2 separate regions of the Homo sapiens genome follow, and region 2 is linked to region 1. Evidence: chromatin contacts called from ENCODE Hi-C or POLR2A ChIA-PET data. All regions are on one chromosome and are shown on one strand. The core of a region is the stretch at or near the end of the contact, and the rest is flanking DNA. Distances in the headings are between cores, read along the strand shown. Region 1 overlaps RPS6KA3 (ribosomal protein S6 kinase A3). Region 2 has its middle 110 kb from the start of RPS6KA3.

Region 1 (2,700 bases), core at 167-2,666:
GATTGCTTCTCCAAGCTCTGAATTCTTATGCACAGCTGCTTACTCTTTTTCTATGTCTTAAAAGCACTTTAAAGTCAACATGTCTGAGACCAAACTCATGATCTTTCCCTAAGCCTCAAACTGTTCTATTTCATTTTTCTCTCATTAAGCAATTTAGAAACTTGGGAAGCGTTCTTGATGTATATTTCTAGTCCCTACCTCCCCTATCCCACTCTGACCTGGCCAGTCTTATCTGTCACCAAGTACTGTAGATTCAGTAAAGATTTCTCAAAGCCTGCCTGCCACCCCTTGAGAATATGCTACCACCTTTCTTCCTGGTCTATTGAAGGAGTCTCCTAACTGGGTCTTTCCAAATGTATTCTTGCCTTGATCCATTATTTACATGATAGCCAGCATGAACTAATCTTTTACTCTACCCCTCCATAACCTTTCAGCGTCCTCTCTTTGCTTTTACGATAAAGATGAATTCTTAAGATGGCTGAGGAGCCTCTCAGTCTGGTCTCTAGCTACCTCTCCAGCATCAGTTTACATACTTTTCACTCTCTGTGTTCTGGTCACATTGGCTGCCTTTGTTGGTCCTTAAGCAGGACCAAGTCCTTAAGCTCCATCCTGCTAGAAAGCCTTTCCATATTTTATTCCTTCTGCCTGAAACACTCTGCTCTACCCCTGCCTCTTCCTCAGCTTGTTAGCTCCTCTTGCACCTGTGATGTCAAGGAAGCTTTCCCTGCATCCTTCCTAGGTTATGTTCCCTGGTTATACCCTCTCAGAACATTACATACGTCATCTTCATGGCACTTGCCACAATTGCAGTTTTTCATTTGTTTAATTATTTGTTAAGTGGCTGTCTCCCCCACTAGACTAAATGTTCCATGAGTGAAGGAAGGGTCATGCCTTGTATCAAGTCTCAGCATTGAACCAGTAGCACAGTGCCTGGCATATAATTCTGGAAAGAATTAATGAGTGTGTAATAGTTCTGACTCCATAGGAGAGTAGTGAGAATTAAATGATAAAAGGCCAAGCATATAATATCTGGTATTAAATTAAATTATCACACCACTCAAACCCAAATAGATGGGTAATTTTTATACATTAGATTTTCAGGGAACACAATATTTAAGTTGTTGGAATTAGCATGCTTCTCCCTTTACGTCTTTAAAAGTAATTTAAATATCATACTATAAATACCAAACATTCAAAATAGGTTGTCTCCTTTCTTACTCATTCTGAAAGGCCACAGTAAGCCAAGGAAACAGGGATGACCTGTCAGAGACTAGAATAGCTTCATGGGGGAGTGAGAAAAGGTCAGAAATGCTCTGGTGGAGGAAGAGATGGCAGCTGGGACCGCTGCTGCTCCTGCTGGGCTTGCCTGGTTACTGGCCAAAGGGAACAGATAAACAGCACCCTGAGCAGAAGCAGAATACTGGGTGACTGACACGGACTCTGTCCCAGTACCTCCACTGTGACACTGGGCAAATTACTTAACCCCCTAAGCCCTAGTTTGGACAGCTATAAAATAGGCATTGCCTAGTAGGTCTGCCTCCCAAAATTGACACGATGATTTATTACAAATGGTTGTGAAAGTATTTTGCAAACTAAGAAGTGCTGGAGTGTTAAGAAGATGCATTCAAAGAACAGTTGAAAGTTTGGAATTCACCAGGAGAATTTTTCTTGCAGAATGGTTAGGGAATCTTAAGGAAGATTAAATATCAAATAAATCCTAATTATCTCTACCTAATCAGATTTTATTTCCGTCAAAAATATTAATAATCTCTGATTACCTTTAATACTTAAACATCATTCCAGAGCTTACATCCACCCTGATTAAGGATGCTTTTCTCTCCCTAGGTTGGCTCCCCACTAACTGGCTGAAAGGAGCTAAAGCGTGGGGCATGGTGAAAGGGGGTGGTGATTATTGGAGAGCAACACACCCTGTATCAGGGTTTCTCCGCGAGTTGTGGTGCTCTTCACTTGATTTGGGATCTTGCCCATTGACTTGGCACAATTTCTCAAAGTGAGAAACTCTGCCTTGTCCTAGAATCAGTTGAATGAATCATTTTTTAATTTTGTGCTAATAGCCTGATGTGCTAATTCAGATGAATGAAAGCTGATCCTAAACTTAATTCTTGATTGTGGTTGCTTCTCTTCTTCCCACCTGTGGAAGCATAAGAACACTGCTACAAAAGAATGGATAGGGAAGAGGAGTTGAAATTCAAATCTATTTGGCATATCTATTTAAAGGTTCAATGGAAATGATCATGAACCTAATGGTCAAAGTGAGTAGAAGAGATGTATTGGTAGTCTTGTATTAGCCATGTTATAGAATGACCATGAGTTATTTAGAACAGGCTTTATTCATTTTGCGCAAATATTTGCAAAGTCAGGATGCCCAATAACATACCTGAGAATTGTGTTCTTCATATTTAGGTGTATGTGATAATTTGACCATAAAAAGGTGGGGAGGTGGGTTCTAACTTAAGTCACATTAAATATTTGTGCACAGGATTCTTCAGTGTAAGTTTTGTTTGTTTGTTTGTTTGTTTTTGCTTTTCATTTTGTTGTTGTTGTTGTTTTGAAACGGAGTCTGGCTCTTGTTGCCCAGGCTGGAGTGCAATGGTACGATCTCGGCTCACTGCAACCTCCACCTCCCGGGTTCAAGTGATTCTCCTGCCTCAGCCTCCCAAGTAGCTGGGATTACAGGTG
Region 2 (2,700 bases), core at 192-2,691, 170 kb before region 1:
AAGGGGTAAAAAAGAATATATTTTTATTTCTTCAGTTAGACAGAAAGAATATGGTTCATTGCCCACAGGATAAGGTCTCATTTGAATCAACCAACTGATAATGCCAGGAAAGCATTTTTAAAAGAAACACAAACAGTAAGGGTTGTTTTTTTTATCTCTTCATCAGACAGGGCATTTGATTAACCTTTTTTTCTAAGATAAAAGAGGCAATTACGTGAATATCCTGTTGTCTGTGTATCTGCCAACAATGTAACCATTTAAAATCTTTGTAAAAATAAGGTGATTTCTACACTCACAAATCTAGGAAATTTTGTTAATTCATTCCTAGAGGCCGTCGTAATTAGTGCAATATTTAAAATGACAGGAAGTAGTAATGAAGCTTTGGAGTTCCGGCATAAAATGGCATCATGAGTAGAATGTGGAATTTCAAGTCTTGGCTTCTCTTCTCTGTGCTAAAATCTGCACAGTTCAATTTGTGGATGACATTAGTTACATTCGTCAGACATCCTCATTTTGCATCTCTATCTGCCCTGTAATTGCTATCATTTTCAGAATGGCTTTGTAAGAATGAAGGCATTCATTTCAGATTTATATTCTTCTATTTTTGAACTGCTATTTTGTGTCAGGCACTGTTCAGGCCCTTTTAATCCTCAGAAGGCTAGGTACTAATATTATCTTCATTTTGAAGCTGCAGAAACCAAGGCTCAAAGAGGTTCAGTAGATTTCCCAAAGACACATAGCTAGCAAATTGGGAGCTAGTGAATCTGAAGCTAGGGCACCACACTAACGTCCATAAGCTCATTGACATTACTTTTACTAAATAAAAAGTAGAAGCCTCCATTTCCTTTCAATCGTCATAGCAGAGAGTCTCTGTGAGGTCCACATCTTTGTATTTTTAAAAAATTAATTCCACCTCTTGTGCCTTTGCTCATCTGAATTACTATACTGTCGTCTTTTTATTTGTGCCAACAAAGTATTTTTATTAAATGTGAGCCATAATCTGCTATATCCAGGAATATAGAATTCTCCCTATAATGGGCCAACTTCTTCAGAAGTTTCATTGTGAAAATGTCAGTTTCACCCTTTCCAAGTATAAAGATGGCCACCACAAGGCTAAGCTTTATAAAACTCACCAAAAGAAAACTGACTTGAGGTCTTCATTTTCTGAAATACTGAACAATCCTCCCTCCCCTCATCAGTAGAAATGGTCATCAAATCTTAATATGAAACAAATTTGACTGTCTTAGCAGATTCACATGATTTGAAGAACCGAAGTAATAGGAACACTTCATCAATCCCTCTACTTCCTCTTTTTATGATTGCATGTAGTTTTTAAAAAAAAAATTGGCTCTGCCTCTCTTTTCAAGTGACGCTGTAGAAACACAGAGCTTTGAGGAAGTTTTGCAGAGAAAGAAACCGTGGCCCAAAATGCTGGCTTCAGTCTCATAAATTGATGTGAGAGCCAGTCCTGAAGTTTGCTCCTGTCATCTTCCTCTTGTTTCATGCGACCTTGGGCTGGCCTCATTCCCACTTGTTTTCTCTTGATATCTGGCTTTCTTCAGTCTCCCTGTCAAACTGCTCAAAGAGAAAGCTGTGTTCACCACTTCCCTAGCAGAAATGTCTTCCAAAGTTCTAATAGGTACCCATTTGCTTCTCTTAATGATACTTGAGCACTGCCCTGCCGGTGTTGACTTTCCAGATCATCAGATAATGAATTGAGTCACCTCTATGTGCCATGTGGCTGGGACATCAGTTGCTGACTAATGAGAAATTCAATGAAAGGCAGGGAAGCAACTCTGGGGCATGGAAGCAGAGAAGTAAGATATCAATTCTCTTGGTACAATCCTACTTATATTTATCAGGGCAAGATAACCTACCCCATTGCCAAAATCTTAACAGGAAAAGAGAAATGAGAATTCCTTATAGCTCTCACTAGTCTTGTTTCAACTTATACCTCTTTTTAAAATTATAAACTAAAATGAAAGCAGGAATGACAGTAAGGAGAGAAGAGTGATGGCCCTAAGATACAAGAGGAAGTTAAAAGCGGAACATCGAGTCCAAATTTCCTACACTCCCTGATAAAGAGTTGGCTCTCTTCCTCTACATAAGCAGGAAGACTGCTCCAAGTAGTTGGCCACCTGTGAAATATTGCCCCATGCTAGGTTTTCATTGGGAAAAACAAACACAAGCCAAGTTTCCTCGCGTAAAATGCAAAACACAATACATACCTCAGAGTGTTGTGAGAATTGTATGATATAACAAATGTGAACATGCCCCAGCATAGGCCTGACACACAGAGCACATTTCTGGAATGTTAAGGCATGCAGTGAATATGGGAGCTTCATCGCTGGAGCCCCCTTCAGTGGAGGGCTCCTCATACCTGCTGCTGAAAATGCTGTCAGCAGGCAGCCTCCAGCTGCGGGCTCCTCTGGAGATGCCTCAGCTGCAGAGAGACTCCTGGGCCCTAAGGCACACCCTTCCCAGGGCAGCCTTGACCCTGGAAAGGCAGGAGTATGAAGGCCTGACCATTTAGGCTTGACACAGGGCAACTTTGATGGGCCGTTTTAGTAGCCCACCTCTCTCATGGGAGCTGGGCCCTGAGCTGGGCCCGCTTCACAGGCCGACTTCTCTCTCCCCTTTCCTCTCCTCCCTTCCACAGGTGTTGGCCTCAAGGGCACACTTCATAAACATCCTTCCCAC

Evidence for each region. Hi-C counts contacts between places; a loop is a spot of excess contacts on that map. ChIA-PET counts read pairs that join two places held with the same protein, here RNA polymerase II (POLR2A). Pooled maps may share reads with other maps.
Region 2: a loop to region 1 is called in a map of ovary, with 4 times the contacts of the local background. The contact joins two enhancer-like sites. A Hi-C loop is called at or near these places in 1 of 168 maps with a recorded cell type or tissue (ovary), 3 of 37 single-sample maps with no recorded cell type and 5 of 50 pooled maps. POLR2A ChIA-PET finds 5 or more read pairs at or near these places in 1 of 52 experiments (T-cell).

The regions. Positions count from the first base shown.
Region 1 is chrX:20,204,772-20,207,471 of GRCh38, reverse strand. The region is part of intron 3 of RPS6KA3 (ribosomal protein S6 kinase A3); the gene reads left to right. Among named protein-coding and RNA genes, the nearest start is that of RPS6KA3, 61 kb to the left of the region's middle. Within about 2 kb of position 1,416, at least 3 of the 41 ENCODE cell types and tissues checked have a DNase peak (open chromatin) inside an H3K27ac peak, as active enhancers do.
Region 2 is chrX:20,374,017-20,376,716 of GRCh38, reverse strand. No RefSeq gene overlaps it. Among named protein-coding and RNA genes, the nearest start is that of RPS6KA3, 110 kb to the right of the region's middle. Within about 2 kb of position 1,441, at least 2 of the 41 ENCODE cell types and tissues checked have a DNase peak (open chromatin) inside an H3K27ac peak, as active enhancers do.